2 separate regions of the Homo sapiens genome follow, and region 2 is linked to region 1. Evidence: read pairs that join two places in POLR2A ChIA-PET (ENCODE). Cell type or tissue: K562. All regions are shown on one strand. Links, peaks and the distances in the headings refer to the core of each region. The heading gives the core; the rest is flanking DNA. Region 1 has its middle 7.7 kb from the start of TMEM94. Region 2 overlaps LLGL2 (LLGL scribble cell polarity complex component 2).

What was found. ChIA-PET counts read pairs that join two places held together with the same protein. Peaks named below come from ENCODE experiments on the same cell type or tissue, not always from the same donor. Only the 100,000 strongest peaks of a DNase experiment are listed, where the experiment ranks them.
Region 2: POLR2A ChIA-PET joins it to region 1 with 5 read pairs; 17 of 35 experiments call an interaction of 5 or more read pairs at or near these places.

The regions. Positions count from the first base shown.
Region 1 is chr17:75,446,281-75,451,653 of GRCh38, reverse strand. No RefSeq gene overlaps it. Among named protein-coding and RNA genes, the nearest start is that of TMEM94, 7.7 kb to the left of the region's middle. In K562, for the core only: no CTCF peak of the experiment used is centred there; a DNase peak (open chromatin) is centred at 3,033.
Region 2 is chr17:75,532,559-75,537,931 of GRCh38, reverse strand. All of the region lies in intron 1 of LLGL2 (LLGL scribble cell polarity complex component 2), which reads right to left. Among named protein-coding and RNA genes, the nearest start is that of LLGL2, 9.5 kb to the right of the region's middle. In K562, for the core only: no CTCF peak of the experiment used is centred there; no DNase peak of the experiment used is centred there.

The DNA of each region.
Region 1 (5,373 bases), core at 205-5,204:
CTAAAGAGTGGTCTGGGCCAAGCCTGTAATCCCAACACTTTAGGAGGCCAAGGTGGGAGAGTCACTTGAGCCCAGGAGTTTGAGACCAGCCAGGGAAACACAGGGAGCCTCCATTTCTACAAAAAATTTAAAAATAAAAATAATTAGCCAGGCATGGTGCACAACTGTGGTGCCAGCTACTCAGGAGACTGACGTGCAAGGATCATTTGAGCCCAGGATGTTGAGCCTGCAGTGAGCTGTGACTGTGACACTGCACTCCAGCCTGGGCGACAGAGTGAGACCTGCCTCAGAAAAACAAAAAAGGGCTGGGCGTGGTGGTTCACGCCTGTAATCCCAGCACTTTGGGAGGCCAAGACAGGCGGATCATGAGGTCAGGAGATCGAGACCATCCTGGCTAATACGGTGAAACCCCATCTCTACTAAAAATACAAAAAATTAGCCCGGCATGGTGGCGGGCACCTGTGGTCCCAGCTACTCGGGAGGCTGAGTCAGGAGAATGGCTTGAACCTGGGAGGTGGAGTTTGCAGTGAGCCGAGATCGTGCCGCTGCACTCCAGCCTGGGTGACAGAGCGAGACTCAGTCTCAAAAAAACAAAACAAAACAAAACAACAAAAAAAGTGTGGTCCAGAAATAGATGGCACAACTTTACAACACAACATGAGCACTGGCCACACTACGGTCCCCATTCCCATACTGCATTCACAGTCTGCAAAAGTTAGATCCCTAGGTAACAATAAATGGCCACCCAAAGACATTGTTCATAAGCACCCCAAATGGGAAACAAACTGAATATCCACCAGCTGGGGAACAGGTACCCAAATGGTGGTGGATCTGAACAAGGGATTACTACTCAGCCATACACATAAGTGAATGAGGCTGGACGTGGTGGCTCACTCCTGTAATCCCAGCACTTTGGGAGGCTGAGGCGGGCAGATCACCTGAGGTCAGGAGTTCAAGACCAGCCTGGTCAACATGGTGAAACTCTGTCTCTACAAAAAATACAAAGCTAGCTGGGCATGGTGGCGTGTGCCTGTAATCCCAGCTACCCAGGAGGCTCAGGCAGGAGAATTGCTTGAAACCGGGAGGCAGAGAGCCAAGATCGTACCACTGCACTCCAGCCTGGGTGACAGAGCAAGAATCTGTCTCTCAAATAAATAAATAAATACGTAAGTAAGTAAGTGAATGAGGCCACTGATACACATCCCAATCTGAAAGAATCACACAAATGGCATGAGGAAGGGAAGAAGCCAGACATAACAGGTTATGTACCCTGCAATTCCATTCATATCAACTCCTAAGATGGGAATCTGGAGGACAGGCAAGGATGGACTGCAGAAGGGCAGAAGGGAACTTTTGAGAGGTGAAGGAAATGCCCCATATCTTGATTAGGGTGAGAGTTATGTAGGTTTATACATTTATCAAAACTCGTTCAACTATGTACTTAAAATCTGTAGGTTTTAGTGTATTTAAACTATATCTCAATTTTTTAAATGTATGTGGCCGGGTGAGGTGGCCCATGCCTATAATCCCAGCACTTTGGGAGGCCAAGGCAGGCGGATCACCTGAGGTCAGGAGGTCAAGACCAGCCTGGCAAAACCTCATCTCTACTAAAATACCAAATTAGCCAGGCATGCAGGTGGGTGCCTGTAATCCCAGCTACTTGGGAGGTTGAGGGAGGAGAATCGCTTGAACCCAGGAGGCAGAGGTTTCAGTGAGCCTGGATTGCACCACTGCACTTCAGCCTGGGCAATAGAGCGAGACGCCATCTCAAAAAAAAAAAAGTACACACACACACACACACACACACACACACAGACTCTCTTTTTAATTTTTTTTTTGTAGAGATAGGGTCTCACTATGTTGCCCAGGATGGTCTCAAACTCCTGTTCTCAAGCAGCCCTCTTGCCTTGGCCTCCCAAAGTGCTAGGATTCAGCCAGTTGTGGTGGCTTACGCTTGTAATCCCAGCACTTTGGGAGGCCGAGGCGGGTGGATCACGAGGTCAGGAGATCGAGACCAGCCTGGCCAACATGGTGAAACCCCATCTCTACTAAAATACAAAAAACTAGCCGGGCATGGTGTTGGGCGCCTGTACTCCCAGCTACTCGGGAGGCTGAGGCAGGGGAATCGCTTGAACCCGGGAGGCAGAGATTGCAGCAAGCCGAGATCGCGCCACTGCACTCCAGCCTGGCGACAGAGCAAGACTCTGTCTCAAAAAAAAAAAAAAAAAGTGCTAGGATTCTGGGTGTGAGCCTATGTACACTTTCAGTTGGGGGATGATTTTGCCTCCTAGGGACATTTGGCAATGTCTGGAGACATTTTTGGTTGTCACTACAGGGGTTGGGAGAGGGCTGCTACTGGCATCTAATGTGTAGAGGCCAGGAATGTTGCTAAATATCCTACAACTTACAGTACAACCCACAACAAAGAATCATCTGGTTCAAAATGTCAATGGAGCAGTGGCTCATGCCTGTAATCCCAACACTTTGGGAGGCCGAGGTGGGCAGTTCACTTGAGGTCAGGAGTTCAAGACCAGCCTGGCCAGCATGGTGAAACCTCCTCTCTACAAAAAATACAAAAATTAGCCAGGCATGGTGGTGTGCACCTGAAATCCTAGCTACTTGGGAGGCTGAGGCAAGAGAATCACTTGAACCCGGAGGTGGAGGTTGCAGTGAGCCGAGATCATGCCATTGCACTCCAGCCTGGGTGACAGAGTAAGTGAGACTGTCTCAAAAAAAAAAAAAAAAAGCAATGGAGCAGAGGTTGCCTAGCCATAAGTTTAGCATCATGCGTGTATCATCTTACCGATCTTTGATATTCCCTGTACTGGAAGCCTCTTTTTGTTTGATTTCCAGGAATAATGAAATCAGTAGCCTTAGTCTATGCTCACAGACACCAAGGTCTTCCGTGTGCTGCAAAGCAGCCATCTTAACTTCCAGAGCAGAAGCTGTATTTCACTGCACATTCGTAGAAACTGAGACTAATCTTCGTTGCCTGTTGTGCTTGGATAGTTTGGCGTTTGGTCAGAGGGAGTGCAACAGAAGATAAAGCTAGACGAGATTGCGACTATTTTCTAAGGAGCCAGGGACGTTATGAATCACCAGAAGATAAATGCTGGAGGTGAACATTTCCTCCTCCAACATTTTTAAGTAGAGAAATGAGACAGTCAAGCTTAAGAGGAAGATGAGTTTGTAGAAGATAAGCTAGAAATAGCAGTCTTGGGTCAGGTGTATTAGCTCATGTCTGTTTAATCCCAGCACTTTGGGAGGCCAAGGCAGGAGGCTTGCGTGAGGCCAGGAGTTGGAGACCAGACTGGGCCACAAAGTGAGACCTTGTATTTACAAAAATTTTTTTAAAGATTTTAAAAAATTGGCCAGGCGTGGCGATGCATGCCTGTGGTCCCAGCTATAGTACATGGGAGGATCCGTTGAGCCCAGGAGGTCAAGGCTAGGGTCAGCTGTGTTCATGCCACTGTACTCCAGCCTGGGTGACACAGGAAGATTGTCTCAAAAGAAAGAAAAGAAAAGAAAAATAAGGGCCGGGCACGGTGGCTGATGCCTGTAATCCTAGCATTTTGGGAGGCCGAGGCGGGCAGATCACCTGAGGTCAGGAGTTCAAGACCAGCCTGGCCAACATGGTGAAACCACGTCTCTACTAAACATACAAATTAGCCAGGAGTGGTGGTGCACATCTGTAAGACCAGCTACTCGGGAGGCTGAAGCAGGAGAATCGCTTTTACCTGGCAGGCAGACGTTGCAGTGAGGCGAGATCACACCACTGCACTCCAGCCTGGTCAAGAGAGCAAGACTCTGTCTCAGAAAAAAAAAAAAAAAAAAGAAGAGAGAGAGAGAGACAGGAGCCAGTGGGGACAGGTAGCCAGCCGTGGTGGTCCAGGCACTAGCTGACGAGATACCCAGCCCTACTCCCATCCCAGAAACCTTATCTGGCACTTTATTTCCCAAATACCAATCCCAGTCATCTCTGCCTAGCATTCTTGACTATTTTTGAACGGCTTCTTAGCATTTGAGGTGTAAATATCACTTCATTCACTAAATTTTAAGCTCTTTGAGAGCAGGGATAGTGCCTTACTACTTTTTAATTTCTCTCAGATTATCAGAGGGATTGTTGACATGTACATTTGTGTCCTAACAGTGACACCAAAATTCCTCCTGGGGAGGAAACTGTCTTTGCATAGGAAAATCACTGGTAAATGTTTTAAGAAAAGATGAGACCCAGAGCCCAGGTCAGCCTGCATCAAAGCAGTAAGAGAATGAGCCCAAATGCTCTGCATTTTATTTATTTATTTTTTATTTTATTTTATTTTATTTTATTGAGGTGGAGTCTCGCTTTGTCATCTAGGTTGGAGTGCAGTGGCGCGATCTCGGCTCACTGCAACCTCCGCCTCCAAGGTTCGAGTGATTCTCCTGCCTCAGCCTCCCGAGTAGCTGGAACTACAGGTACCTGCCACCATGCCCAGCTAATTTTTGTATTTTTAGTAGAGACAGGGTTTCATTATATTGGCCAGGCTGGTCTCAAACTCCTGACCTCAAATGATCCACCCCCCTTTGCCTCCCAAAGTGCTGGGATTACAGGCATGAGCTACCATGCCTGGCCTGTTTTTATTTTATTTTATTTTATTATTTATTATTCATTTATCTATTTATTTATTTATTTTGGGATGGAGTCTCACTCTGTTTTCCAGGCTGGAGTGCAGTGGCGCAATCTCGGCTCACTGCAAGCTCTGCCTCCCGGGTTCACGCCATTCTCAGCCTCCCAAGTAGCTGGGACTACAGGCACCCGCCACCACGCCCGGCTGATTTTTTGTATTTTTAGTAGAGACAGGGTTTCACCATGTTAGCCACGATGGTCTCGATTTCTGACCTCGTGATCCGCCCGCCTCACCCTCCCAAAGTGTTGGGATTACAGGCGTGAGCCACCGCGCCTGGCCTATTTTTATTTGTTTATTTTTTGAGACGGAGTCTCACTCTGTTGCCCAGGCTAGAGTACAGTGGCATGATCTTGGCTCGCTGCAGCCTCCATGTCCCAGGTTCCAGCGATTCTCCTGCCTCGGCCTCCCGGGTATCTGGGATTCAGGCACGCGCTACCACACGTGGCTAATTTTTGTATTTTTAGTAGAGACGGGGTTTCACCATGTTGGATAGGCTGGTCTCGAACTCCTGACCTCAGGTGATCTGCCCATCTCGGCCTCCCAAAGTGCTGGCATTACAGGTGACAGCCACCATGCCCAGCCATAAATGGTTGCCAGGGGCTGGGGTGTGGGGAGAAGAATGAGGAGTGACTGCTTTTTTTTTTTTTTGAGATGGAGTTTCGCTCTTGTTGCCCAGACTGGAGTGCAATGGCACAATCTCGGCTCA
Region 2 (5,373 bases), core at 164-5,163, 86 kb before region 1:
GAGGCTGAGGCAGGAGAATTGCTTGAACCCAGGAGGCGGAGGCTGCAGTGAATCGAGATTGTGCCACTGTAATACAGCCGGGGCAACAGAGAGAGACTGTCTCAAAAAAAAAAAAAAAAAAAGGTCACCTTCCAAAAAGCCTTCCCATCTGAACCCATCCTGACCATTCTCCGAGTCCTAGGAGGCTGGGAGGCTGTCCCTGTCCACCATGGTTTTAAGGGATTTTTTTTTTTTGGAGATGGAGTCTCGCTCTGTCGCCCAGGCTGAAGTGCAGTGGTGTAATCTTAGCTCACTGCAACTGTGTTTCCCAGGTTCAAGCAATTCTCCTGCCTCAGCCTCCCAAGTAGCTGGAATTACAGGTGTCCACCACCATGCCTGGCTAATTTTTTTGTTATTTTTAGTAGAGCTGTGGTTTTCACCATATTGGCCAGGCTGGTCTCGAACTCCTGATCTCAAGTGATCTGCCCACCTCGGCCCCACAAAGTGCTAGGATTATAGGCGTGAGCCACCGCACCCAGCCTGGGATCATTTTATCCTAAGGGGTAAAGGGACCATTTTATCTCAGAGTCCTGAGAATGGTCAAGATGGGTTCAGATGGGGAAGAAACACACCTTAGGATAAAATGATCCATTGAAACCATGGTGGACAGGGACAGCCTCCCAGGCTCATGCATGTCTCCTGGCCTTGATGTGCTGTTTATTAAGCTGTCAGAAAAAATCAGAAGCAACCTAAATGGCCCACAACAGGGGATGGGTGAAGTGTGCTCAGGCCTATGACAAAAGGCTTCCAGTCATTAAAAGGAATAAAAGGGCCGGGCGCTGTGGCTCACGTCTGTAATCCCAACACTTTGGGAGGCCGAGGCGGGTGGATCACTTGAGGTCAGGAGTTTGCGAGCAGCCTGGCCAACATGCCAAAACCCCGTCTCTACTAAAAAAAATTAGCCGGGCATGGTGGTGGGTGCCTGTAACCCCAGCTACTTGGGAGGCTGAGGCAGGAGAACTGCTTGAACTCGGGAGGTGGAAGTTGCAGTGAGCCCAGATAGCGCCACTGCACTCCAGCCTGGGTGACAGAGAAAGACTCCATCTCAAAAAGTAAATAAATAAATAAATAAATGGAGAAAAGACCATTTCATGGCATGGGACTATATGTACAAAGAATCCAAGAGTCAGGTAGAATCTATTAAAAATCCCTATATTTGACAATGTACTCGGAAGGGTTATGGGATTAGTGGTGATTCTTTTTTCTCCTTTTTGTTTATCTGCCTCCTAGGCAGGGTGGATAAGAGGATCAAAGAGAGAAGGAAAGAGGCCCCAGGCATGGTCAGGCGGGAGGGTGGGTCCAGCCCTGTCCTGCTGGTGGAATGTTCCGGTGCTCACCAGGCGTGGGCTCCTCTCCAGCCACCGCAACCTGAGTGGGGAGAGGTACCCCCTAGAGACACGGAATAGTTAGGCCCGGAAAGGCGGGGAGACAGGCAGGTGGGACTAGCTGTGCAACCTTGGGTTTCAGGGTCCTGAGTAGAAAGGACTTTTCTATTCCATCGTCCCGAGGCTTTAAAGCAGGGCCAGGGAGCGGGCTTGGCAAACTCTCAGGTGCTGTGCACTTAAGTGACACACCTGGGAGGAATGTGGAGAAGAGACAAGTTCAGGAGCCCACAGGCTGAGGAGCCCCCCAAGTCCTCAAGTCTAACACCAGAAATGGTCACTGGGGTTGCCACCTAGCCAGAGCGCCACCTCTGAGATGAGGCTTCTCAGGAAAACCTTCTCCACCCCACTAACTTCTAAAGGCCATCCAACCTCAGTCTCCACTCCTGCCTGTCACCAGACCAGCCTCTGAGCCACCCTCCCTGTTCTGCCCTGCTCTGTTCCCTTTTGGCGGGCGCCAGGGTTTAGAGCCGGGCCGCAAAAGGCTTGCTGCCTTGTGGCTGGTTCCCATCCACTTTCTACCCAAGTCTGTGCCTTGCATGTGGAACCAGCCTGAGAGCTCCCTGTGGGCAGCTGATCGACCTGTTTCCTTCCCTCCTCACTGTTCCACTCACCCACGTCTGCACCTGGCCGGCAAAATATTTCTGGGTCTAGGACAGGTGTCCACACACCTGGACACCCACTTGGAAAGAACAGGAGAGCTCTCCACTTGGTGACAGGCCACAAAATCCACACCCTGGCCCGCCTTCCATCTCAAGAGCTCAAGAAAGAGACCAGTGGGGGCAGAGAGAGAGAATAACCACACGGGGTGGACTTGCCTTGGGCCCCCCTCGCTCTAAGTGGCAGATGCGATTGTGCCTCGGAGGAGAGGGGATCCCCAGGCCAGACTGCTTCTCCCACCCTGCCACTGTTTGGGGCACCTGGGCTAATTTGTCCCTGTGAGACCAAGGCTTGGCCAAGCCCAGCCAGCCCTCTGGCCTGGAGATGTGGGAGGGGCCAGCCCTCAAGAAACTCCCTCCATAGCTCGGGAAGTTCCATTGATCTCATTGATCTGCTGGGAGAGTCCACACCCAGCGGCAGGACTCCAGACCCAGCCGAAACCAGAGAGGGCCCCCGGGCCGCACCCAGCGCCAGCTGCCTGCTCTCAGGGCGTGCCACCTGATGTCCCATGCTCTCCTCTCCTCTTCGCTCGTGCTCCCCACAGCCCGCTGCTGATTAAGAAGCTGCCTTCCCCTCTGCGACATCCTGTGTGAGGCCTGAGTGTGGCTGTGGCCTCCTGTTTGACGGATGTGAATCCGCCCCTGCACCTCCTACTCTGATGGCACTGGTGGGCAGGGATCTAAACCACAGAGGCAGCTGCTGACCCCTGCGGCATCTGTGCCAACTCAGACGCCTGTAGCCGCTTTGCAAGTGCCCATGTCGCCCTGGGAAGCCCAGTCTCCCAGAAGCACCAGGCAGGTCCCTGGCCAGCAGCTTAGCAACCAAACCTTGGCTGAAAGGCAGTTCCATGGAGTGGGATCTAGGGGAACACAAACCAGAGGGAATGGGGGCATGACTGGAGGACTGTCGTCCCCGCTGTTGTTAATTAAGTAGTAAAAGGGATTGAGAGCTAGCTATGGCTGGATGTGACTTTAGCACTTTACATTCACCTTATTTAATTCTTACAATTACTTATGAAGTGATCGATTCAGAGTGGCCCCAAGCTCAAACAGTCAAGAGTCCAAGTCCTTTGCCAAGCTCAGTGGCTTATGCCTGTAATCCCAGCACTTTGGGAGGTCGAGGCAGGAGAATCCACTGAACCTAGGAGTTCGAGACCAGCCTGGGCAACTTAGGGAGACCTTGTCTCAGCAAAAAACTTAAAAATTAGCCAGCCATGGTGGCATACACTTGTAGTCCCAGCTACTCAGGAGGCTGAGGTGGGAAGATCACTTGAGCCCAGGAGGTTGAGGCTGCAGTGAGCTATGATGGCACCACTGTGCTCCAGCCTGGGTGACAGAGCGAGACCTTTTCTCAAAAAAAGAAAAAAAAAAATCCAAGCCCCAATTTGCATTCCAATCTGACTGCAGAATCCTCCGCTCAGGTCAGGCCTCTCTCCCAGGACAAAGGGGCTGCCTGCTCGCAGGCTGGATGGGCCCCATTTGGGGTCAGCCTCCATTCCCCCCACCATCTATCCTATGGAATCACAACCATCCCACAACCCCAAGAGGATCCTCCCGCCATGCCTAGACTCCTCCTGAAGTTTCCTTTCTGTTGCCCCTCCTGGGCCTGTGAGGATGGGGTGGAAGGTGGGAACGCACCCCCATTCTGGGGGCCTTAGCCCCCTTTCATAATCCAACACCAGACTCTCTCTCCAGGGAAGTGACTGGCAGAAAGCCAAGTCCAAGGAAAAGCAAAACCATTCTGGGGAGAAGATGGACCACCTGCCTGGGGCTGGCGTGGGCAGGCCATCCAGCCCATCCAATCAGGCCCCTTTCTAGGGCCTCCTACCTGCCCTAAAACTGGAACAGCTGTCCCAAGAAGCTTCCAGATGTCAGCTCCAGGAGGTGGGGATTGTGCTGGCCTCATCCAGGTGCCTCATGGGAGGGACTGGAATTTTATTTAAACAGCTCCCTCACTTCCTTCAAAGCTTTGCTCAAATGTCACCTTCTGGCAGAGGCCCACTCTAACCACCTGTTAAAAGTTGTAACCTGCCCCCTACCATGCGGGTTCCCAATTGTTGCTCTAGTTCTTTTTACCCTATAGCCCGTATCACCTTTTAACACAATTTATTAGTTACTTTTACTTTCTGTCAGTCAGGCTTCTCACCTTTTAGAAACAACTTTCAACGACGGCAGACATCTTTGCTTTGTTTAAGGATCACATCCAACATCTAGAACCACACAAGAGGCATCAGAAAATACTTGAACGGGCTGGGCGCGGTGGCTCATGCCTGCAATCCCAGCACTTTGGGAGGCCGAGGCGGGCAGATCATGAGGTCAGGAGATCGAGACCATCCTGGCCAACATGATGAAACCCTGTCTCTACTAAAAATACAAAAAATTAGCTGGGCATCATGGCGGGCGCCTGTAGTCCCAGCTACTCAGGAGGCTGAGGCAGGAGAATGGTGTGAACCTGGGAGGCGGAGCTTGCAGTGAGCCGAGATCGTGCCACTGCACTCCAGCCAGGGTGACAGAGTGAGACTCCATCTCAAAAAAAAAAAAAAAAAAAAAAAGGGCCAGGTGCGGTGGCTCACGCCTGTAATCCCAGCATTTTGGGAGGCTGAGGCGGGCAGATCACGAGGTCAGGAGATCAAGACCATCCTGGCTAACACGGTGAAACCTTGTCTCTACTAAAAATACAAACAATTAGCCGGGCGTGGTGGCGGGAGCCTGTAGTCCCAGCTACTCGGGAGGCTGAGGCAGGAGAATGGCGTGAACCCGGGAGGCAGAGCTTGCAGTGAGCCGAGATCGCGCCACTGCACTCCAGCCTGGGCGACAGAGCAAGACTCCTCAAAAAAAGAAAAAAAAAGTACTTGAATGAATGAACGAACAGTTAAGACTGACTAGGGATTAACTAGAAAAGGTATCTGCCAATCACTGACCCCACGAAACACTGAGGTAGGACCCCACAGGGTTCTCAGGGAACTTCCTTACCCTGTCCTCAAGTCTCCGGCCAAGGCCAGGGCCCTGTGGACGTCATGCCTGGCATCCTGTTCGGAATACCCTTGTGGACCCTGCCTTTAACCAAAGCTCCAGGACCCCCAGAGAATTCCAGAATTATATTAAATGTTAATATTATTTACTAGAGGGCTGGGCGCAGCGGCTCATGCCTGTAATCCCAGCACTTTGGGAGGCCGAGGCAGGTGGATCACATGAGGTCAGGAGTTAGAGACCAGCCTGACCAACATGGTGGAAACCCCCCCGCTACTAAAAATACAAAAATTAGCCAGGTGTGGTGGCGCATACCTGTAATC